Linked DNA regions of Homo sapiens: region 2 is linked to region 1. A link is an interaction called in ENCODE POLR2A ChIA-PET data of the cell type or tissue named here. Cell type or tissue: A673. All regions are shown on one strand. Links, peaks and the distances in the headings refer to the core of each region. The heading gives the core; the rest is flanking DNA.

Region 1 (13,078 bases), core at 2,024-10,023:
TGGCACAACAAGTAGGGTGAATTGTGGCAGCTGGATCAACAGGTGACAGACAAACTAGGCCAAATGAGATATCACTTCTGGTCCATAAAATAGAGAGATGCTTTTGAATATTCGATATTTCACCCAGCTCACTACCTTCCACGACTGCTCTCATGTAGGAGCCAAGAGTGTACATTGTATATTATAGAAAATATTCCCCTATTATAAGAGGGAATACTCACTATTGATTAATCCACTTACCAAATTTTTGTTGAGTGCCTGCTATGTGCCAAGCATTGTATTGCTGCTGGAGTACACAGGTGGACAAACCAGACGTGGTTCTTGCCCTTAAGAAGCTCAGCCTTTGGCTGGGTGCGATGGCTCGTGCCTGTAATCCCAACACTTTGGGAAGCCAAGGCGGGTGGATCACATAAGGCCAGGAGCTTGAGACCAGCCTGGCCAACATACTGAAACCCCATCTCTACTGAAAAATACAAAAATTAACCAGGCGTGGTGGCACACTCCTGTAATCCCAGATATTCGAGAGGCTGAGGCATGAGAATCACTTGAACCAAGGAGGTAGAGGTTGCAATGAGCTGAGATTGCGCCACTGCACTCCAACCTGGGCAACAGAGTGAGACTCTGTCTCAAGAAAAAAAAAAAAAAAGTTCAGCCTTTAATGGAAGAGTCAGACAAATAAACAAAATACATAAAATAATTATGTTTTATGTGGCCAGTTATGAAAAATAAACTAGATATTGAGGTAAGGATGAAATGGAAGTACATAGGGGGTGAGAAATAACTGTCAGGAGGAAGGAAAAGGCCTGGGATGAGTAAAGGGGAAGAACATTTTAGAGGAAAAAAACTCATGTTAAAGACCTCAGGCCTAAAATAAATTGGTGTTTTAGAGGCTAGAGAACAATGCCCATGAGTCTATAGCAGAGTGAGTGAGGGGGTGAGTGTGTCCTAACTGGCAGAAGTCCTCTAAGGATTTTTGGATCTATTGTCAAGGACAGTATATCAAATGGTAGATGTTGACTGTTTGCAGAGCGCTCAGGAAGCTTTACATCATTATCCACAGCAAGAGGTCTGAGCTTGAGTGTGGTCCTCCCACTGCACATGTAATCTCAGATACTACATGTTCTACCTTGCTGAGTAATAGTAAGTAGAATGGAATGTTGGACTTTATCTAAAATGTGGGAGTAAAACAAGTACATGTGAAACTGCAGAGCTTATCATTCTGGTCCAGGTATCATGAGGAAAGGAGAAAACCATGGTTGGGAGCGGCCATCCACACCCAACTAGTATTTGGAACTGGAGGCTACAGAGAATTCTGCTACTGAGGTCTACAATGTTATTTGCCCTTTCTGCTCCTTGATCTTTCACTGCATAAACCATCTGGGAAGTGTCCTTTATGGTTGTCATTAAAATGCTGCCAGATTCCAGTATTGAGACCATAGGGAATGCAGTAGTGTGCGTGTGTGTGTTTGTGAGTGTGTATGTGTGTGTGCCATCCATGTGTGGGTAGATGAGATGCTGATGGGAACCGGATATACTAATGTATTCAGGGGTTCTTAACTAGGTGTCCAATGTAAACTTGGTTGAGAAAAAAATTATACCTTCCTTTTCATTATCCTCTCCAACTGAAATTTAACATTTCAATGATATATTTAAGTAACAAACCACAGTATTTTTTGCAGTACTTGTCACTTTGTCATCAATAGAATCACAGATATTTTCATGTCACATTATAGTTGTTCCAAGTATCTCAAAATATTACTTATGCTTACCACTACTTCAAAATTATGGTAGTTATCGGCTGGATGCGGTGGCTCACGTCTGTAATCCCAGCACTTTGGGAGGCCGAGGCGGGTGGCTCATGAGGTCAGGAGATTGAGACCATCCTGGCTATGGTGATACCCCGTCTCTACTAAAAATACAAAAAATTAGCTCGGCGTGGTGGCGGGGCCTGTTGTCCCAGCTACTTGGGAGGCTGAGGCAGGAGAATGGCATGAACCTGGGTGGTGGAGCTTGCAGTGAGCCGAGATTGTGCCACTGTACTCCAGCCTGGGCAACAGAGCGAGACTCTGTCTCAAAAAAAAAAAATTATGGTAGTTATCATACCATAGCTAGATTTAATATGTTAATGAAGCATATTTATTACTATATCATGAACATTTGTTTTTAAAAAAATATTTGAAAACTACATTTCAAAACTTTCAGTTTTCTTTGCAATCCAATGTATTTTATTTTATGCATTTCAAAACATGATTGTGAGAAGGGGTCTTTAGGCTTCCAGACCACCAAAGGGGTCCCTGACACAAAAAAGGTTAAGAGCTGTCAGACTTATTGGACATAGTCTTGCCAGGTGGATGTAAGAGGAATGTTGGGGACAAAATGCCCGCATATCCACTTTCATATGAGACTTTTTTTGCATACTGACTGAGTAGAAAAAGGGAAAAGGCAATAAGTACTTAACCTCATGCTTGCACAGAAACACATACATAACTTTGTCCAGCTTGTAGACTGAATTTCTGAGAAATAAAAAGACAGTAATAGATCTAGAGAGCTTAGAGAGAGATCTGCGAGAACAAACCCACAATCTTGGGTACATATTGTGCATTTCCATAAACCTTCCCTAAGTAGAGATCTGGGAAAAGAATGGACATAATTTTCTCGAAACTCTGACCTCTAGGACCTGGAGAAAGTCCATTCAGCCAGCCAGAGCCCTCCCTATTCCCTTGGGCGGTAGCCTCAGAGTCCTCTGGGACAACATCTGCAAGCGGAATGCAAATCACTAGCCTGTCTGCCACCCCTCATTGCTCAGCACCTTATGGTTGCTATTTTTAGGAAGTCCGAATTTCTCAATAGAGACACAGCATCACCAGCAAGCCCTGAGAAGTTAGCCTTGTTTCCCAAATGTCTGAGGGTGGACCCAGAGTAAACACTCCACCTTCACTCCCTTCTGCTGAAATTAAAATGCTTCTATTTCTGCAGCTTGAAGGGAGGAAAGAGAGAGGGAAGAAGAAATGTTTGTTCATTTCTTCAGGTATTTTAGAAATTGAACTTGCAAGCAGGGTCTGTCTCCAGTTAATCAAATAAAAATTCTTCTTAGTATCACAAGACAATTTAAAACTAGAAAAACTCAGAAACTGCATCTGACAAAGGTCTAATGCCCAGAATCTATAAGGAACTTAAATAATTCAACAAGCAAAAAAGAAACAACCCCATTACAAATTGGGCAAAGGACAGAGACTTCTCAAAAGAAGACGTACATGCAGCAAACAAGCATATAAAAAATCCTCAACATCCCTAATCATCAGAGAAATGCAAATCAAACCACTATGAGATGCCATCTCACATCAGTCAAAATGGCTATTATTAACAAGTCAAAAAATAACAGATGTTGGCAAAGTGGCAGAGAAAAGGGAACACATACACTGGTGGCAAATGAGGCCATTCACTCACCCCCATCCTCCACTTCCCACCCTCCACCACACAAACCGAACGATGGTTTCTGATAATGCCCCTTTCACTCATTCACACAGTCTGGCGGAAGCTCATTCTGAAGTGATGGTTTAATCGCAAAGAGCAAGAAGCCAGAGTCAAAGAATCCATCAGCTTTTCCAAGATTACAATCTTAGACTGGAAGGATTGTGTTTGAATCCTTTTCTGCTACTTACTAGATCTTTCCATCTATCAAATGGAATAATAATAATTACTCCTATACAGTAGTTCTGTGAGATAACATGTGTGAATTGAAAAGTGCCTGATCAACGCTAGTTAATGTATAACTGCTATAACTTCTGTTTTCCTAGACAAGTGTGATAGTCTCAAAGGAAGCTTGCTCCTGTTTAATGAATGCTAAAGTATTATCTGGCGTCCTAGGGCCATTTCTCATTGCCTCGTTTTTTTCTCCTGCAAATTATCCTCTACTGCTTATGTCTTCAGTCTTTCTCCCTCTGCCTCCTGCTGCCACCTGCTCCCACCTTGGGGACCTGCCTCCCTGCAGAAAGCAAGTGTCCTGCTCTGGGCCATGTGGTAGCTTAGTGGTAAAGACTCTCTCCCTGGAGGTGGGACCTGTGGTTTCTGGGCAAGAACTGTGATGGGTGGGTAGGTCTGCCTAATAATTCTGGGGTGCTTGTTGTGACTGCACGGCTCAGCCACGTTCTCGGGTAGCCCTCTATCAGCGATATTTTCCTCTCTGTCTGCCTGACTCCTTTGTCTTTCTTGGTCTGTCTTATAGGATTTAGAACTGAATTAGCAAGTAGGAAGGAGTAATTTATTAGCCACCTCGAACTCCAACAATGGAAAAATGCCAAGATTTAAGGGACAGGTGGGGAAGAGCTGCCTGCAATCTGATCTGGGTTCATGGCTTTATTCTCACCCTGACCTGGGAGTCCCAGGAGTACCATCTCCTATGCGCCTCCTCCCCTTCCTATGCTCCCATTGAACTGATATGAAGTTTCAGAAGTCCTGTTCAACACAGTGAGTCAGACAGCTGATTTCAATCTGTTGGAGCTGCTGTAAGAGATTCAACCTATTTGAAATCCTGGCTTTCATATGCTGCTGCCTCTTAGATCTGTCCTGGCAACCCAGACCTGTGTGCTGACCCATATCGTGAGGGTTCCTCATTGCTCTCAGTACGAAGAGCAAACTGCTTAGCAAGGCATAAAAGGTCCTTTGTCACTGGCCTCAACTACCTGTCACCTCCTGGGCCCTTCCTCAGTGTCCTTTCTGTTCCAGCCACACTGAGCTCCTTGTGGTTGGTTCCCTTAGCAAGCCATGCACTTTAAAACTTTTCCAAGTAGTGTATACTTTACTTGGAAGGGAAGGCCCTCTCTTCGCCATGCTGATCTGGCCAGTTTTCGTTATCCTCCAACTCAGCACCTCTGGCCAGAGAAGCCTCTTCAGGCAAATTAGGGCCTTCTTACTGCCTTAGTCTCTCCTGGCATCATGGTGTAGAGCAACACCTGCTGTGTCATAGTCACTGAACACAGGTTTTTAGGTAAGCAAGTGCAGTTTCAAGGCCATTATAGGCCTTCCTACTCTCATTTTTTTCTGCCTAGAGGCCAGTTACACAATTCCAATTTTCCAGAAGAGTTCTATAACAATCTGACATAGCAAAGCTGGGTGAATTTCATACAATGAACAACAGTGCAAGAGGTCAACCTAGATTAGATTCCTGAAAGGGATGAGATTTCCTTGTGTTTCCACTATTGATTCTGGCCCCTCAATGAAGAGAATGATGAGCCAAGTACCAGTCATTCCAAATCTGAGCCATCTGTAATATAATGGAAGCTAAATTCTGTAAGAACAAGTTTAGCCTGGAATTTTCCTCAAGATAATGTATACATGACATCATATGCACTGCGGTGTTAATGGGTGTTTCTGGATGGATTCTCAGACAAATATTAGATTTGTTTGGACCTTGTCTTGGGCTGTAGCCTCTTTACTTTTGCTCTTTACCTTACTATTGGATATCTTGCAACATCTCAGATTCAGGTATTTTTTTCTCCCCAAGTTCCTTTATTTTTCCTCCAATATTTCTAGGAGAAAGCACACAGTCTTCAGTTTTATCGCCTGTACCTATGAGAGGTTAATAAAGGCTTTGTGTGTGTGTATATATTAAGATATGGAAGTATAGTCACTTAGGGAGAAAGAAAATTACTGCTTTTTCTAAAACTTAAAGGAAAAATTAAGGCTTAAAAACCTGGGATGCTTTTAGCTTTGTGCTATATCTAGCATCTAACAAATGCTTGATAAAGTTTGGCCATAATTGTTATCATAATTATTAATACTATTAATAGTAATGATAGGATTTGGTACATGAAAACAGGTTGTATTTATGCCAATGCCAAAAAGCAAGTGTGGGGAGTATACTCTGCTGGCCCTAAGTTCCCCATAGGAAGTAGAGATTGCATATATTAGCTGGAACTCGCCCAAGCTACTTTTGGGACAAACAGGATAATGTGTTCGGAACAGAGGTCAACAGCTGTTACTCTTCTGTGACATTCCGGAGATGTGGACAGATGTATTCAGATTGACCTTCCTTATTTAGTGAGTGTGGGAACTGGTGGGAAGGGGTAGGGGGAAGGGAGATACAGCGAGGGGGAGGATGAGAAGGTTCCCATGGGGGCCTGGTAACATGAGAGACCACTGAGAGCAATGTTGAAGTTAACAGTTCTATTTCCTGGAGGTGCTGTACTAAACAACATGTTAGGGGAGGAAGGCCCTTAAAATTGTTCCGAAAGGAGGAAAACCAAGCCTGACAGTTTTCCCAAGGCTAGGACAAGATTGCAGTTCCTGAAGGGGTCAGAGGTTGCTTCCTTACCATTCCACTGATTGCACAGTAGGGAATCAGAGAGGGTCAAATCAGGTTCAATACAAGATGTGGAGTGAAATACATTCCTTACCTTGCCCTCTCAACCCTGGTCATATTTAATGAACATTCCTGTTTCCAGAAAATATCCAAGTGTCCTAGTGGCTTCAAAAAAATAAAAAAAAATCAGCCAAACACAGAACTGTTGATACCTTTGTGGAATGTCAGCAACAAGGCAGGTAGCTGGTCTTCAGTGAACCCAAAAAAAGCATGGCTCAGTGAGACCATTAGATCTTCAGAATCACAGGATTTTTGAGAAGTGTAGATTTCCCTAATACCAATCTCTTTGGGTTCTGAGACTTATAAGTTTACCCTGTCATGATAATTTAGATGGAATATGATTGGTGATAGTATCCCCCCACCTTTAATGATGGCAATTGACTTTTTTTTTTTTTTTTTTTTTTTGAGACGGAGTCTCGCTCTGTCGCCCAGGCTGGAATGCAGTGGCGTGATCTTGGCTCACTGCAAGCTCTGCCTCCCAGGTTCACACCATTCTCCTGCCTCAGCCTCCGAAGTAGCTGGGACTATAGGTGCCCGCCACCATGCCTGGCTAATTTTATGTATTTTTTAGTAGAGACGGCATTTCACCATGTTAGCCAGGATAGTCTCGATCTCCTGACCTCGTGATCCTCCCACCTCGGTCTCCCAAAGTGCTGGGATTATAGGAGTGAGCCGCTGCGCTGGCCGCAATTGACTTTTTTTATATCTGTCATTCCCTCTCTGCTTTTTTTCAGATGATCAAGTGAGTGGGCCTTTTGTCATGGAGGTGTCCTGAAGCTCAGATCAGCACTGCCTGGGTTCATGATGTATCTCTCTTGCTGACAGTACACAAATTCATGGTCTGGTCAGGATCAATTTCTCCAGATGATGTCACAACTACACAAGTTTTGCATCTTCTATTGTCTGGATCTACGTGAATATAAAGTCAGCAGGGAAATAATAAGAACCGCATCATATCCTGGAGTAAAGGAAGACTTTGCAAGTCACACATAGACTTCTAGCTGAATCTTTATAAAGTTGGTGGCTGAAGGTCAGATTTGTTTATTCAGAAGGTACATTTCTCTGTAAAAACCTTGCTCTTAACCTCTGTACTATCTATCAATCACATGATCAAGCTGCTAGTTTGTCAGGACCGTGTCTATCTTTCACATGATACTCAAATCTAGAGTTCCATTTTTTGAGTCAAAGTTGAGTTCAAATCTCTTCTTTTCTACTTGCTGTATCATTGTGGACAAATTACTTAAGTTTTATAGGATTAGATTTGCTTGTCTGTAAAATGGAGATAATAGTAGTACCAACTCCCTATGTTGTTATCAGGATTAAATGAGATAATGCATGCATAATGCTTAGCACAGTACTTGGGGGCAGGATGCCTCTAATAAATGATAGCTGTTGCTTTTATAACTTGTAGTAATAGGCCTGTCTGTCTAAGTGATCAAAAGGTTTTTAAGTAATTGTTTTAAGCTACTTTTAACCACATTTTTCATGTAACACCTTATTTTTCATGTAATCCTTGATAAAGCCTCTTGGATTTTTCCTGCAAATATGTCTTTTTGCAATATTTGTTTATTCAGTGGGATTAGTCAATCAATATGGCCATTATTTCTGATTTTTCTTTCTCTGAGGCTTAGCATAGTGTTTTTTTTTTTTTTTCAGGCTTCGGTCCTGCTGATTTGTGATAATATGCATGACTTTCTTAACTTCATCTTTGTCTATTTTTTTTTGACAAAGTTTTTCGTAGCAACAGCTGGAATAATACCACACAGCTCAAACAGAAAGTCTCAGGCTTCATTATTTCCCCACAATCACCATGTGACAATTCGAATCTCTGTAAGGCAGAGCTTTGGGGGAAGATTAGAAACTGAAATGAAAGGCAAATTTCTAGCTGGAATTTAGATCAAAGAAGATATTATCCTGGTAGGCTTGCTGTGTACAAGAGAGAGCCATGGGGCTTCTCACTGACCAGCTTGACCACAATAATTCTTAAAGACTCTTCAATGATACTTTGCAGTTTATACTGGTATATGTTATTAAAGGATTGTACATCAAGGAGGAATACTATGCTAATGTAAAAATCGGGTTCTGGTGGCATTCATGCTGTAGAGTAAAATCAATCCACATAAATATATTGAACCTATATTCAAGGATCCATTCTGGCTGTTCCAACAAAGATTTATTGAGCCCCTACAGTAAGTGTGAAATGGAGATTCATCAAACTTTCTTTGTGTCTTAAAAGCAAGGGGAGATTTACACTTTGTGTGAGATATGGACAATATATTGAGTGAGGTATTGTCATCCCTATTTTACACATGAGGAATTGAGGCTGTGACTTTATGAGATTATTATATAACTAGAAAGTGGTCCAACTACATTTGATCCCTAAATCTGTGGGACTTCAAATCTGTGTGTTAGCTACTGGAATTCCCAAGTCAGTTACCTTTCCTGTTCTGCATTCTAGATGGTAAACTGAGTATGGGTATGCATTCTGTGCAGGGAGCTCCTCATCTCTCAAGGTCTAGATGGGAACCACAGAGGCCCCAGGGGAAAGAGGAGGGAGATGCTGAGTGGCTAGGCATGACTCTGGCCTTGGCTGTAGGAGAAATGAGTTGTGAAGGTGTTAGGTCTTTGAGTCTTCTGTATCATTGAGCACAGCTCAGACAGAAATATAGGGTAGAGAACAGACAGGAATATATATGTCCTAGCTAGTGGCAAAATGCTATTTTCAGCAACACTATATCTAGTATTATATCCTTGGGAAACCAGGGATGAGAAGATTACCATGGCCAGAGTACCAGAGAGAAAAAGGTTCACAATTGCAGGCATATTGATTGGAGGTCAGAGAGCAATGGTGGAGTGTTTCATTCCTTCAGTAAATGCCTTATTGAGCCCTTACTATGAGCTAGACACAGGGGATACAGCTGGAAATGAGAGAGACATGGATTCACCCTCATCATGTTTATAGTCTACTGGAGGACATAGACATTAAACACTTAATGGCACGAACACATCTGTAGTTACTTTTTCTTCTTGGCATTCCCAGTGCGCTGTATAAAGAGTGCAATGGAGATTATAGCAGGGAGACCTGGTTTAGATGGGTCAGAAGTGGGGAGTGTGTGTGTGTGTGTGTGTAGCCAATGGTGGCTGGAGACAGTATCTTTGAAGAGGTTCTGTTTACTTTGATCCTGGAAGAATGAGGGCAATTTACTCGGATTGGAGATAAAAATCCTGACCAGAGAGCAATAAGTGGTGAAGGCCCTGAGATTCATTCCTCACTCAACTCCCTCACAGGATCTTATTTTCAGCCTTAGTTCCTGTTACGTTTCAAACAGCCTATAGAATTTGGTCACCTGTATTATATTTTTCTCTAACAAGCAATGTGGTCGGGACTTCAATCTGCTCATTGATTGATTAAAGTTGTTTGTTTCATCGTGATGCATATGTCCTTGAATATCAAGGGCTTATGTGGATTTAACAAATCTGGAATTTCTCCAGAAAAATACAGGTGCACTTCTATGAAGCACAGTTAATTATGACTTCCCAGAGCCGTTTGGGCCACTCCACGGTTTCCTAAGTGACTCCATTTAAGCTCTAAAGAGATACACCATGTTAGATGTCTTGCAACTGAAAGGTAATGAATACCCTTATGTTTTTGTCCTCATAACTCTTAAAATTAAAAAAAATATATACTTAGGAGAAACAAATACAGGTTTCTTTTTTTTTTTTGAGATGGAGTTTCACTCTTGTTGCCCAGGCTGGAATGCAATGGCGCAATCTCGGCTCACCACAACCTCCGCCTCCCAGGTTCAAGTGATTCTCCTGCCTCAGCCTCCCTAGTAGCTGGGATTACAGGCATGTGCCACCACGCTTGGCTAATTTTGTATTTTTAGTAGAGATGGTGTTTCTCCATGTTGGTCAGGCTGGTCTAGAACTCCCGACCTCAGGTGATCTGCCTGCCTCAGCCTCCCAAAGTGCTGGGATTACAGGCATGAGCCACTGTGCCCGGCCACATACAGGTTTCTTACATGCATATATTGCATGGTGGTGAAGTCTGGGCTTTTAGTGTACCCACCACCCAAATAGTGAGCATTGTACCCCATAGGTAACTTTTCAACCCTCACCTGCCTCCCACCTCCCACCTTTTGGTGTCTCTAATGTCTATTATTTCACTCTGTATGTCCACGTGTACATTGTTTAGCTTCCTCTTTTAAGTGAGAACATGTGTGTTTGACTTTCTGTTTATGAGTTATTTCACTAAGGATAATGACCTCCAGTTCCATCCATGTTGCTGCAAATGATTTCATTATTTTTTTGGCTCTGTATTATTCCATGGTATGTGTGTATGCATTGCTGCAAATGATTTCATTATTTTTTTGGCTCTGTATTATTCCATGGTATGTGTGTATGCGTATGTGTATGTGTGTGTGTGTATACATTATACACCTTTTGTACGTGTGTGTGTGTGTGTGTGTGTGTGTATATATATATATATACCTCCAATGTATAGCTATAGCCCATATTCTTTATTCAATCCTCTGTTGATGGACTCTTGTGTTGATTCCATATCTTTGCCACTGTGAATAGTGCTGTGCTAAACATACGAGGGCAGGTATCTTTTTGACGTAATGATTTCTTTCCCTTTGGGTATATACCCAGTTGTGGGAGTGCTGGATTGAATGCTAGTTCTATTTTTAGTTCTTTGAGAAATCTCCATACTATTTTCCATAAAGGCTGTACTAATTTACATTCCCACCAGTGGTATACAGGCATTCTCTTTTCTCCTCATGATTATTGGCTGTTTTTAGACTGTTTATTAATAGCCATTCTGACTAGTGTAAGATGGTATCTCACTGTGGTTTTAATTTGCATTTCTCTGATGATCAGCAATATTGAGCATTTTTTCATATGTTTGTTAGCCACTTGTATGTCTTGTTTTGAAAAATGTCTGTTTAACAAGCAAATGCTGAGGGATTTTGTCACTACCAGGCCTGCCTTACAAGAGCTCCTGAAAGAAGCACTAAATATGGAAAGGAAAAACTGGTACCAGCCACTGCAAAAACACACCAAAATATAAAGTCACCATGAAGAAACTGCATTAACTAATATGCAGAATAACCAGCTAGCATCATGATGACAGGATCAAATTCACACATAACAGTATTAACCTTAAACGTAAATGGGCTAATGCCCCACTTAAAAGACACAGACTGGAAAACTGGATAAAGAGTCAAGATCCATCGGTGTGCTGTATTCAGGAGACCCATCTCACATGCAAAGACACATAGGCTCAAAATAAAGGGATGGAGGAGTATTTACCAAGCAAATGGAAAGCAAAAAAAAGCAGGAATTGCAATCCTAGTCTGTGATAAAACAGACTTTAAACCAACAAAGATCAAAAAAGACAAATAAGGGCATTACATAATGGTAAAGTGATCGATGCAACAAGAAGAGCTAACTATCCTAAATATATGTGCCCTGAAAACAGGAGCACCCAGATTCATAAAACAAGCTCTTAGAGACCTACAAAGAGACTTATATTCCCACACAGTAATAGTGGGAGACTTTAACACCCCACTGTCAATATTAGACAGATCAACAAGACAGAAAATTAACAAGGATATTCAGGAGTTGAACTCAGCTCTGAACCAAGTGGACCTAATAGACATCTACAGAACTCTCCATCCCAAATCGATAGAATATACATTCTTTTTAGCACTGCATAGCACTTATTCTAAAATCGACCACATAATTGGAAGTAAAACACTCCTTGGCAAATGAAAAAGGACGGAAATCATAACAAACAGTCTCTCAGACCACAGTGCAATCAAATTAGAACTCAGGATTAAGAAACGCTCAAAACTGTGCAACTGCACGGAAACTGAACAACCTGCTCCTGAATGACTACTGGGTGATAACGAAATTAAGGCAGAAATAAAGAAGTTCTTTGAAATCAATGAGAACAAAGACACAACGTACCAGAATCTCCGGGACACAGTTAAGCAGAGTTAAGAGGGAAGTTTATAGCACTAAATACCCATATCAGAAAGCAGGAAAGATCTGAAATTGACACCCTAACATCAAAAGTAAAGTAAATAGAGAAGCAAGAGCAAACAAATTCAAAAGCTAGCAGAAGACAATAAATAACTAAGATCAGAGCAGAACTGAAGGAGATAGAGACATGAAAAGCCCTTCAGAAATTCAGTGAATCCAGGAGCTGGTGTTTTGAAAAGATTAACAAAATAGATAGACCACTAGCCAGACTAATAAAGAAGAAAAGAGAGAAGAATCAAATAGACACAATAAAAAATGATGAAGGGGATATCACCACTGATCCCACAGAAATACAAACTACCATCAGAAAATACTATAAACACCTCTATGCGGCCGGGTGCAGTGGCTCACGCCTGTAATCTCAGCACTTTAGGAGGCCAAGGCGGGCGGATCATGAGGTCAGGAGGTTGAGACCATCCTGGCTAACATGGTGAAACTCCATCTCTATTAAAAACACAAAAAATTAGCCGGGCATGGTGGCAGGCGCCTGTAGTCCCAGCTGCTCGGGAGGCTGAGGCAGGAGAATGGTGTGAACCTGGGAGGCGGAGTTTGCAGTGAGCCGAGATTGCGCCACTGCACTCCAGCCTGGGCGACAGAGCGAGACTCCGTCTAAAAAAGAAAAAAAAAACCAAAACACCTCTATGCAAATAAACTAGAAAATCTAGAAGA
Region 2 (13,078 bases), core at 2,347-10,346, 130 kb before region 1:
AAGATCGAGACCATCCTGGCCAACGTGGTGAAACCCTGTCTTTACTAAAAATACAAAAATTAGCCGGGCGTGGTGGCAGGCGCCTGTAGTTCCAGCTTCTCGGGAGGCTGAGGCAGAAGAATCACTTAAACCTGGGAGGCAGAGGTTGCAGTGAGCCGAGATCGTGCCACTGCACTCCAGCCTGGGCTACAGAGTGAGACTCTGTCTGAAAAATAAGTAAATAAATAAAATAAAAGGAAGGGGTAAAGTTAGGATTGAGAAGTGAGGACACAGCCTGTGTAGGTGTGGGTAGAGAGAAGGTCTAGGATACAGAGGGACCCTGATGACTGCCTGGGCTCAATCTTGGATAGATGACTACTCCCCTGACTTTGGTTATTCTTTTTTTTTTTTTTTTTTGAGACAGTGTCTTACTCATCACCCAGGCTGAAGTGCAGGTGGCATGATCATAACTGACTGCAACTTTTAACTCTCAAGTGATCCTCCTGCCTCAGCCTCCCAAGTAGCTGGGACTACAGGCATGTGCCACTATGCCCAGCTAATGTTTTATTTTTTGTAGAGACAAGGTCTCGCTATGTTATCTAAGTTGGTCTCAAACTCCTGGCCTCAAGCAATTTTCCTGCCTCCAGCTCCCAAAGTGCTGGGATTACAGGCTGGTTATTCTTGATATCAAACTTCCAGGCCCACCCAAAGAAAGCTCTGATTTACTAGGTTACATAGAGCTTCATCCAGAAAGAGCTTGATCCACTGGATAGAGACTGAGGTGTGAATTGTCTCTAACAAAGTTTAAATTCTACTGAAGTTCATTCCTAGAAAGTCTGACCTAGTTGGTTGGCTTTACACCCATGCAAAGTCATTTTGTTGTTAAAAAGACCTTACTCTATTTCAGACTTGGTTCTTTCAATGGGTTTCCCAAAGAGCTCTTCAGCCAGTGTTCAGCTATTGACCAAATGGTTGGCTCCAGCCAGAAATCTGATCAGAAACATGACTGAAAGGGAGGCCTTATCTTCAAGCCTAAATGGGAGCTGCACAGAAGTGACCATTTTCTCAGGGAGATTGGGTAATTTGGTTGAGAAGGCTTGTCCTCCACCTGTCAGAGGAATCCTCAGTCTAAAGTCATGGTTCTTTCAAGGCCAGGAACAAGGATTTAGTTGTGGAGACCCTGACACATTTATCATACAGGAAAATAATTAATTCTTCATTCCGAGTACACATAGGCCATGCCAGAGTCTCCCTGTCCCCACAAAGATCTCTTTACCTGCTTGATTATGCTGAAATTCCTTTCCTTGACAGCTCTTTTCATTGACAATTAGAGATAAAAGACAAATGCCTCATTGAAGAAGTATCTTGACTGATGCTCATTCATACCACAGTGATAGGCCAATTAATTAACAAGCCTAAGTGACTGATTTGGCAGAAGCTATGACTCCTTGAAGTGGATGATGAGGTGAAGAGAGGTCTACATAGAACAGGAAGACTGGAATGAGTTTTATTAAAAGGGCAGATGATAGGGAGGCCAAGGCGGGCGGATCACCTGAGGTGAGGAGTTTGAGACCAGCCTGGCCAACATAGTGAAACCCCGCCTCTACCAAAAATACAAAAAATTAGCCAGGTGTGGTGGTATGCACCTGTAGTCCCAGCTTCTCAGGAGGCTGAGGCATGAGAATCGCTTGAATCCAGGAGGCAGAGGTTTCAGTGGACTGAGACCACACCACAGCATTCCAGCCTGGGCAACAGAGTGAGACTCCTTCTTAAAAAAAAAAGAAAAAAAAATGGGGAGAGGGGAGATGGGGACTCTAAAGGCAAATGTCATTTATTCTACTCAAGAATATTGCTTTTCACTTGCACAATGCACACTTCTTATTATGTAGAAAAGCTATTATTTATTATTATTATTACTTACTATGTAGCAAAGTTGTGATTTAAACTTTAGCGAAGTTTAAATCACGACTTCACTAAAAAGCAGTTTCATTCCAAATAGAACTGGTCCAGGTTTACATAGTAAGCTACTATTTCATCATTGTTATTGCTATTTCTTTTTGTTGTTGTTGTTGTTGTCGTTTGTTTGTTTTGAGACAAGGTCTCGCTCTGTTGCCCAGGCTGGAGTACAGTGGCGCAATCATGGCTCACTGCAGCTTTGGCCTCCCAGGCTCAAGTGATCTTCCCACCTCAGCCACCCAAATAGCTGGGACAACAGGCACACACAGCCACATCCAGCTAATTTTTCAATTTTGTGTAGAGACGGGGTCTCACTCTGTTGCCCAGGCTGGTTTCAAACTCCTGGGCTGAAGTGATCCTCCTGCCTCAGCCTCCCAAAGGGTAAGGATTACAGTTATGTGCCACTGTGCCCAGCCTTAATTGCTATTTCTGCTAACTAAAATAATAATGATGACAATACAAATGCACATACACATATCACTTAATGACAGAAACCTATAAAATAAGCAAATTCAGATGATTCACCCAAATTGTTGACTCAATCTCTTTCTCAAATAGGAGGAAGTGGAAGTCCTATCCTCTCTCCTCACATTTGTGATGCCCTAACTCCATTTACTTTTACTTCTTAGGAACTCACCTTCAATGCCGACTCAGGAGTTTTTATTTTCCATTTTAATCCTTGAGCAAATGATTTTTTTTCATATTTTAAAGTGTATCTTTTATCCAAAAATTACTGCATTATAAATTTGATGTGAAAGCCAAAGGCAGACATTTAAATAAGTGAATATTCTGTATCAATTAAATAGAAATTTGGCTGACATTATTTTTCCTTGTGCACATTCAACATATGCTGTGAGCACAGTATGAAATGACACATTTTTATAGCTAGAAAAAAGTATTGGAGGCCATTTTTGTCACTATTGAATGCTTCATATATATTAGTGTTTAGAAAAGAGTTGTGTGATCCTTGAATCATTTTAAATCACATTTAAAAGTACGCTATGTGGAAATGAAGGACATGACAGAAGTATAAGGAAAAAATTGTAAGAAAAGATAATTCTAGCCGGGCGCCGTGGCTCAAGCCTGTAATCCCAACACTTTGGGAGGCAGAGGCGCGTGGATCACGAGGTCAGGAGTTCGAGACCAGCCTGGCCAACATGGTGAAACCCCGTCTCTACTAAAAATACAAAAATTAGCCGGGCATGGTGGTGGGTGCCGGTAATCCCAGCTACTCGGGAGGCTGAGGAAGGAGAATCACTTGAAACCGGAAGGCGGGGGTTGCAGTGAGCCGAGATCGCGCCACTGCACTCCAGACTGGGCGAAAGAGCAAAACTCTGTCTCAAAAAAAAAAGAAGAGATAATTCTAAAGTACCTTTGTAGGATATTGCCAATCGCAGTACATTTACTGAAGAGAATGCCAATTTGATTTGTTGAGAAGTCTGAAATTAATATTAAACATGTTTTTAGACATTATTTTCAAGTTCTGTGGCAGAGACGGCCAGCTGTCCCCCCAAAACCTTTCCCTCTTATGGTTATAGCTATTGCTGGAACATGACTCCTGAGTCAGGGTCTAGATTTCCTGGCCTCCCTTGAACCTAGGTGTGGCCATGCCATAGTTTTAGATAATGGAAAGTGAGCAAGAGTGACCAATGTCGCTTCTGGGCCAAGACTTTTAAGAAGCAGATATTCCTTTTCTATCCTCTGCCATCTCCTCTTCCTTCTCCTTCATCTGACTGGAGGCACATGATGATGGGGCTTTAGAGAAGTGGAGCCCCAGATGCATAGACCCTGGGTCCCCAAATCACCATCTGGAAGAAAGCTGCCTGCCAACCTATTTTGGGGCAAAATAGCCTCCAAGATGTGTAATAGCTGTAAGACAATAGAAGTTTCTTAGTTACAGCAGCTAGTGGTACCCCAGCAATACAAGTACCCTTATTATTGTCATTTACTAAAAATTTCCAATAAGATGTTCTGCTGGACTTTATTTATTTTTTTGAGACAGAGTATCACTCTGTCACCCTGGCTGGAGTGCAGTGGTGTGATCTCAGCTCACTGCAACCTCCGCCTCCCAGGTTCAAGCGATTCTTCTGCCTCAGCCTCCATAGTAGCTGGGATTACAGGCACAAGCCACCACTCCAGGCTAATTTTTGTATTTTTAGTAGAGATGGGGTTTCACCATGTTGGTCAGGTTGGTCTCAAACTCCTGACCTCGTGATCCGCCCACCTTGGCTTCCCAAAGTGCTGGGATTACAGGCGTGAGCCACCTTGCCTGGCCTATTTTAAGTGCTTTTTATGTATTATCTTTTTTTAATAATTTTTTTTTTTTGAGGCAGAGTTTTGCTTTGTTGCCCAGGCTGGAGTGCAGTGGCACAACCCTGGCTCACTGCAGCCTCAACTTCTTGGGGTCAAGCAATCCTCCAGCCTCAGCCTCCTGAGTAGCTGGGACTACCGGTACATGCCACCATGCCCAGCTAATTTAAAATTTTTAAACATTTTTTGTAGAGATGGGGTCTCATTTTGTTGCCTGGGCTGGTCTTGAACTTCTGGGCTCAAGCAATCCTCTCACCTCAGCCTCCCAAGGTGCTGGAATTACAGGCATGAGCTACTGCACCTGACCTCAGGCATCCTATTAAGAGAGTTAGTGAATGGAGTGATTATAACCTAAGATCAATCTTCATCCAGAAAGCATACCCAAGGGTTGCTAATGGAATTTCAACTAGAACAGGGGTTTTATGTTTTGCCATGTTGACTCCAACTCTCTCTAGAGTGGCAAAGAAACAGAAAATACCAGGTCTGCCCAGACCTACAAGAATTGAATAGTTACAAGTTAGCAGAGCACATTCCAAATCACACAAAAAGGCTTACTCTAAATGCACCATGACTACTATCTGGGTTGGTTGCATTTTCCAAATCAGTTGTGTGGGGTTGGGAACCTTAAACTATCTAGTTTAAATTTAGATCAAGCTCCTATATCAAATTCCCACACTCCTCCCTTGATTCTAACCTCCCAGAATAACATTCTCTCTAATCCTTTGCTCTCCTTCCTGCTTATCTGCTTTCATTTGTTCTTATAGCCTAATCCACTTTATAAGATCTGTTCAGGCTCCCATCAGGGCTAATGCTTTAGTCTCCTCCTGGCTCTCTGCGATCTCCTGTTTTTAGCTCCAACAGCTGGGATCTCGAAGCCCTCACTTGTAGGCTCAGCCCTATGTTTATATTTGGGAACAATTCTTTGGCAGGGCTGGGAGAATTTAAAGAGTCTTAGGCCAGTATCTAGACAACTCAGCCTCAAGCCAGCCTGTCTACTGATGCCATTTTAACACTCTTCTTGTATTTATTCAGCAATTACCATGCCCTACCACCCACCCCCTACCATATGCCAGGCACTGTGTGAAGTATTGGAGAGACATCATACCAAGACACAGTCCTTACCTTGAGAGCCTTTAGGTTTAGAAAGTTAGATGGGCAAGTTAACCAATGACCAACCATGGCTGTGACAGGGGCATGCATGGGACTCTCGGAGCCCTGGGAGAGGCACCAACCTTGGGTTGGGGTGGGGGAGTGGTCAGAAAGGCTTCCCAGAAGAGTTGGTTTCTGTATAAAGATGAAGGATGAGTAGGAGTTACCTAAGCACATAAGGAAGGAGAGAGAGACAGTGTGTGTGTGTGTGTGTGTGTGTGTGTGTGTGTGTGTGTGTGTGTGTAAGCCAGAGGATACATGAAGCACAGCATCTTCCAGGAGCTCTTAAGTAGCTCTGTTTGGCAGCATAACATAGTAGTTAAGATCATGATCTCAAAGCCAGACCACCTAAGTTTGAATTCTGACTGCTGCTATGTGACGTAGGGCAAGATACTGAATCTCTTTTTGCCTTAGTTTCTCCATCTGTAAAATAGGAATGATGATAGAACCTGCCTTATAGGATTGTTGTGAGGAGTAATACACCTGATACATACAAGTGTTTAGATTGCCTAGAATAGTGCCTGGTATATAGCAAAATGATAAGGGTTTGTTATTACTTAGGTATAGTATTACATGAAAAGTAGGGAGTGGCCAAAGAAAACTCTTGTGTGGCATGGTAAGAAGTTTGGATTTTAAAACCATTCATTGAATCCCTATTGCCCTCAAGGTAATCAGGGCAGATAGCCTCAACATGAGTTTTGGCGGGGACAAACTGTATTCAAACCATCGCAGAAGCTATAGGGCATTATTAAGTTTATTCTCCCCTCCACCAAATTAGCATTATAATTATATTTGCAATCCAAAATTTGGGATGGTAATAAGTTTCCTTCCACCTAGGCTATGCATTTAATTGTGTGGGAAGTATATAAACAAACTAACGCTCTTCAATACTTATTTTGAAGGCCGGCCAGAAGCAGTGGCTCACACCTGTAATCTCAGCACTTTGGGAGGCCAAGGCAGGCAGATCACTTGAGGTCAGGATTTTGAGACCAGCTTGGCCAAAGTGGTGAAACCCTGTCTCTACTAGAAATACAAAAATTAGCCAGGCGTGGTGGCACGTGCCTGTAATCCCAGTTACTTGAGAGGCTGAGGCAGGAGAATCACAGGAACCAGGAGGCAGAGGCTGCAGTGAGGTGAGAATATACCACTGTACTCCACCCTGGGTGACAGAGCGAGATTCCATCTAAAACAAACAAACAAACAAACAAAAAAGAAAGTCAAGCATGATAGGAAGGAAAAGACAGAAATGGTCAAAAGAATGTAACCTTCTGCATTAATGGTTCTGCTTTTCTATGGGAGTGGAATTCACATATTGCTTTGGGAAGGCAATATTCTTACCAAAAATGATTTTCTATGTTTCTTGAACACCACATGATCTACAAGGGGATCTATTCTGTGACACTACTCTATTTGAATCATTAGTCAATACATTTTAACACAATGGAAGCTATAAAAACAGCATAAAAAGATCTGGAAGTTTCTCAGATATCCTGCCTTCTGAGATAAATGGCTTGTTATAAGGGAAAAATCTTGTTCCTATTTCTTAAGGTACAAATTAAACCACTGGGTTTTCATTTAAGTCCAGGGACTTTATTAACATGGCAAAATAGAAAAGAATTGCCCAAGGTAAAAGTCATATTGCCACTGATTCATTGCAATTAGCTAATTGGCAAACTCTTTTTCCCCTTCCCATGGAAGAAAGAGAAGCCTGTGAGCTCGAGAGCCTTAGAGATCATTTTTCTACAGATGAAGAATCTTGGATAATTTTTGCCAGTTCAGAATGATGAGGATTGCATATTTATAACATGTTACTCTAAGGCATCATTTCTTATTGTACAGATGAAAGAGAAGTGCTTTAAGTTTGCTTTTGTCTGACATCTAGAGTCAACCACTTTTTGTGTATATGATTCTAATTATAGCAAAAAACAATGTCAATATGTAGTCATTCTTCTCCATGTGTAAATAAATCCTTTATTGAAAAAAATAGCTTTTCCCTGTTCTGCTTGAGAATGCTAATATGCAATGTCTGTTTTTTGTCTGCAGTTTTTTAAATTTAATTTTTAAATTGACAATAATCGTACGTACTCATGGGGGTACATAGTGATGTTTTCCTATGTATAATGTTTAGTGATTGGATCAGGGTAATTAGTGAATCTATCATCTCAAATATTTATAATTTCTTTGTGTAGGGAACATCCAATATCCTCCTTCTGGCTATTTGAAACTATTAATGTATTATTGTTAACTATAGTCATTCTACAGTGGTATAGAACACTAGAACTTATTTGTCCTATCTAGCTATAATTTTGTATCTGTTTGCAGTTGTTTTTTGAGACATTTTTCTAAACATCTGAATTTAAAATTATATCTGTCAAAACAAAAATACTTCTTTTATGTATTTTCCAAGTAATAAAACTGACTCAGAAAAAGAATACTGGCACCAGTTGGAAACTCCACTAGTTACAAAATCACACATAATTTGTGCAACCTTGAAGTCTGGAGCTGCTTGTGGAAACTCATGCCATCAGCCCTCCAACTCAATTAAGTACAGATTTGTTAACATCACTGCTGGCTGTGTAACCTCAGTGGATGCAGGCAAAGAAATATAAGGAAGCTGTGGTAACAGACAGATGTGCTACTCTAGACTTCTCATCATTTGATATTCACTCCTTTGAAGTAAAATATTTTATTTCAGGAGTGGCAGATTAAAATGCAGGAGCCTCTGGATGAAATGCAACATTGGACCATTGTCTGCTGTTAGCACCTTAGGAATAAGCAATTCATTCATTTTGGGAAACGTTAGGAGACCTAAGCACAGGAGGCCACTGATACAGTAGAAAGAGTTGGCCAGGAGACTAAGGGCATCAAAACTCTAATTACCACTCTACTAATAGCTAGTTGTGTGACTTTGAGCAAATCACTCCCCTTACCCAGCCTGTCTTTACACATTGGTAGAATGAGGATATTGTTCCACTCCAAATTTCCACATCTCTACTAAGGAAGAGCAGGCACAGTGAGGTAAACTGGGCAAGTGTAACAATGAGTCTTGCTGTCCTGACATTTTTGTCTCTGCAAAGGGAGAATGCTTGAAGGCCTGCTCCCAAAGCAACTCTCTAACTCCTACTCAGCTCTGTGCCTAGTCTTGGGTTGCCTCAGGTGATTGGTGGTTCCTGATCAAGGAGCAAAATCCCTGCAGTTAGATTTGCTTCACTTTGAGCCCCACCTAGCCTGGCTTGTACTCAGCTTTTAAATTTTTAAAAACATATCTGTGAACCTACCCTTTAATGACACTCTGTTCTTTGAGCATGAAATAGCCCAAAATGCCTCAATTTTATCTGCTCTATGGGGCTCTACATCCCTGATTTCCTCTCTCCTTTCTTTTCAGAGTGGAACAAAATTGCCCTTTAAAGGGAGCATTGAGTTTACCAGAGGCTGATTCTGATTCACTCAGGACCCCTTCCAATGGTAGAGCCAGTTTATCCAACCACCATCCCTGGCCCTTAAAAAACCAGCTAGCCTCCTTAAGAAATCCAGATACTGTGTTCGTTCTGATTTATGAAAATCATTAGGCAAAATGTAAATTAAACACCTTTTCTGACACTTCACGTCATGATCAGAAAGAAGCCAGGCCTATTGCCTCTGTCCGTTCACCAGTGTGCTCCATGGGAGAAAACAAACAAGTACAGAATTCGTATTGGAACAGAGTTTTTGTTCTTAATCAAAGCAGCAATAGGGTAAAACAGATTTGCAGAGCTTGGAGAACTGTAGACCCAAGCTGCCCCAGCTTTTTTCAGATTAAAAAAAATAATAAGTGAACAAGGCAAATAATATAAGTAGATGAAGATGTGCAAAGACCTCTTTTTATATCCTTCCAGACGTTTTCAGTCCATAAAAACATCCAACACATGTACTCACATTTTTTTTTCTATTCCTCTCTCTCTCTATAAATGAGCTCTTCTGTTCATCCCACTTCTGCTTTCTTTTCTTTTTTTTTTTTTTTTTTGAGATGGAGTCTCACTCTGTCGCCCAGGCTGGAGTGCAGTGGCGCGATCTCGGCTCACTGCAAGCTCCGCCTCCCGGGTTCACGCCATTCTCCTGCCTCAGCCTCCCCAATAGCTGGGACTACAGGCGCCCGCCACCACGCCCGGCTAGTTTTTTGTGTGTTTTCAGTAGAGACGGGGTTTCACCGTGTTAGCCAGGATGGTCTCGATCTCCTGACCTCGTGATCTGCCTGCCTCGGCCTCCCAAAGTGCAGGGATTACAGGCGTGAGCCACCACGCCCAGCCACTTTTTATTTCTTAGTTGGATAAGTCAGAGAGCATAAATAAGAAGCCACACTTTTTAGACAGTCTCTTTATAAGATTAGCTTTGGATAGAATACAGATCTCCTTCTAAGCAAAGACCCCTTTTTGTGCTTCTTGGGGAAGTAACAGGAACAGTCTCTGTTGGCAAACCTTCCCTATGCTGTGAAATCGACATGATATCTGGTGCAGTTGCATGTATTACCTGTGCTTGGCATTTGTTAATTGGTGGTAATTAACATGTTTCATTTTTGAGGAAAGAAGTGAGTTACTGAGAGATCAAGCCACAGGATGGTGGGAGTAGGCCAAGATCCAGTGCTTGACTGTTGAACTTGCTTTTTGGTCATTGACTGTTTCTCATTATTTCAAGGACAGTTATTACCATTACCATTAAAATAGCTGGTTTCAAGCTGGCAGGTGTTAAGTACAGACTAAAAGACCGACAAATCTCAAGACACAAAGGTAAGTCTAAAACACAGGAGATGAAAAGAAGTCCATGTCAGTAAGTCAAAAATAAACCATGATTATTATTGTTGGTATTCTGATGACCCAACTGAAATGAAATAAGAATTACATTGTCATTAATTTACATACTGAAATTAATGGAAAACAGTTCTTCATAGGCTTGTTCCTCAGGATGAGCAAAACTGCAATTTTATGCAAGATCATTCTCTATTCCTAAGTGCCTCTTCTGTAATTCCAGGAAGATGTGATTTGCAGTGCAGTGAGCAATAGCAATCACTCCTTTCTCCTATGGGCTGGAGCTAATGCTCGTTCTCACCTTGCTCCTCACTAAGACATGCAGCAGACATCAATCATCATTACTGCACAGCCTGTCTGCATCCTTAATTAGGAAATAACACACAATAGAGCTTAGTGGCAGAGTATGCAATATTATGCATTTTTTGGACTATTTGTGGTAAAAAGCAATCCCAGATAAATTGCACAATGGCTTTGTGCATCACAAAGTGTGAGCTCAGGGCATCACAAGGTCTTAGGAAGCCAAAACCATTTGTCTGGTAGAATTTCAAGAATCTAATTGAACATAACTTGTTTGCTTAAGCAATTAGCAATTATCTTTTGAGTATAAATAAGGATGTTTCCAGGGTTATCCCTCATATTTTTTATGGTAATTTTCCAAGTTGGTTTACCTTGTTGTGGTTGCCTCTTGCTGTCTCCTTGGCTGTTTATTTGGCATTTGATGCAATTTGCTGTTGATGGTTCCAGTAAAATTAGAGAGTATGACTGGATGGGAAAATACCATGATTTATCATATTGCTTATATCATATTTAACATATTGTTGACTTGTTGCTTTGTTGTTTCATTTTATTGTCATGCCTCATTTTGGCTATCCTTGGGCAACAAAGAATGGTGGAAGTTATTCTGATTTAAGGAAAATACAGGCATTTAAAACTGCAGCAGGGAAAGGAAAGGGAGCTAACATTTACTGAGCACCTACCATGTTCCAGGCAATATTCCAGGAACATTTTCTTGTTTTAACCTCACAACATACCTGTGAGATACATTATTATCTCTATAACGAATGAAGAAAATTTGGATAATATAACTGCTTAATGTCACACAGCTCTAAAGTGGTGGAACCAGGATTGGAACCCAAATTTATCTAACTCCTATAATTCCGCTTCTTCAAATAGTAATGGTACCTTATATTTGTGCAGAGCTCTATAGTTTTCAAAGCAGTTACCCACATGTTATCACCTTCTGTTTCCAAACAACTCTGTGAGGTATGCGTTATTATGAAACTTTACAGACCAGGAGAAATGATGTGTTCATGGTCAAACACAGAATAAATAGAGGACTAGGACTTGAAGATTTATGAACTTTTCACATGATACCACTGAAGCCTTGGGACAAACCAATTGCTATTTTAAAGAATGCAAATTATCTTGTACCATGTTTTCTATTACCAATAACTATATATATATCTATATTCTGTGTACATGGGAAAATAATTTGTTAAGAATCACGGCTTCAGACATAGATGTTGTTATACAATTAAAACGATGGTTAAAATAGTAAGCAGTGAATGGTGATTCAAAACCTAGGCTAAGATTAGATTAGAAAACCTAGGTTAAGAAGCACGTTAGTGCTTGGTGTTCAATTACCTTTCTCTAAATCTGTACTCAAGGCCAACCCTAAAAAAAAAAAAAAGATAGTAAACAACAGGTCCCAGTTAGTTATCTCTGGTTTTGTCCATTTTGTTCACAAACTGTATTGGTCTGATTATTGGTAGTATTATCTGATCTGTGTGCATCTGGTCCAGATAAAGGTAGCTATTGACCAAGAAAAGAGATACCTTCTTACTGTAGCATTGATGATGCTACCAGATGCTTTTCAGTCTTGTTTAATAAAGGACTGTCTTGCCCAAGGAGAGGACTCATTAAAAGTTGAAAGTGGAGTGGGGACAAAGTTGGAGGAGCAAGAGGAAATAGGTTATCATAATGAATGCAAGCTGGAGTGCACTGGCACCTTCTCGGCTCACTGAAACCTCCGCCTCCCAGGTTCGAGCGATTCTTCTGCCTCAGCCCCTGCTAGTAGTTGGGATTACAGGTGCGCGGTACCACGCCTGGCCAATTTTTGTATTTTTAGTAGAGATGGGGTTTCACCATGTTGGCCAGGCTGGTCTCAAACTCCTGACCTCAGGTGATTCACCCACTTTGGCCTCCCAAACTGCTGGGATTACAGGCGTGAGCCCCTCTCTACTGGCCGCTGTCTACTTTTTCTTAGTTTCACTTTCTAATCCCCTTCTCTTTTATTCCCTCGTCCCCCTCACAAAGATGCTTATCTAATAAACGCATTGACACCGAGGTGTGAATGACTGCTCTGCTTACCTCTTCAAAGAGAAATATATTACACAATCAGGCCTCTGAGTGGTAGAATGTCTCTGAGAGGTTCTTTTGGATAGGAGCAGTTTCTGTTGTTCTTTGATTGTTTCAAGCAGCCACTTCCCTAAGTTTATTCATATTCCCCTCAAAATACTCCGTTCAATATGCTTTCAGCGACAAGTATTTATTGGGCACAATTTGTGATGGGCACTGTGCCAAATGCTGGGGACATGTTAGTGAGAAAACAGACATGTTCTCTCACAGAATATAAACTCCCGGAAGACAGGGACCATAATGTATGGAGCTAGCATTGTTTTATACCAGCCACAGCCATCTTCTCACTTTGGCAAATGGCTCTATACTCCCTTGGGCTCAGCAAAAACAAAAACTAATAGCATGTATATGGGTTGTGGGTTCACAGATGGAATAATTCAAACCATGGATAGGGTATCTACAACGGATACGATGTTGCAGCCTCTCTCCCTCCCTTCTTTTCTTGTCTTCATTCCTTCCTTTCCTCCTTTCCCCATTCTTCT

The links. ChIA-PET counts read pairs that join two places held together with the same protein. Peaks named below come from ENCODE experiments on the same cell type or tissue, not always from the same donor. Only the 100,000 strongest peaks of a DNase experiment are listed, where the experiment ranks them.
Region 2: POLR2A ChIA-PET joins it to region 1 with 5 read pairs; 3 of 35 experiments call an interaction of 5 or more read pairs at or near these places.

The regions. Positions count from the first base shown.
Region 1 is chr2:203,686,218-203,699,295 of GRCh38, forward strand. No RefSeq gene overlaps it. Among named protein-coding and RNA genes, the nearest start is that of CD28, 14 kb to the right of the region's middle. In A673, for the core only: no CTCF peak of the experiment used is centred there; no DNase peak of the experiment used is centred there.
Region 2 is chr2:203,557,361-203,570,438 of GRCh38, forward strand. No RefSeq gene overlaps it. Among named protein-coding and RNA genes, the nearest start is that of RAPH1, 29 kb to the left of the region's middle. In A673, for the core only: no CTCF peak of the experiment used is centred there; no DNase peak of the experiment used is centred there; H3K27ac peaks cover 418 bases.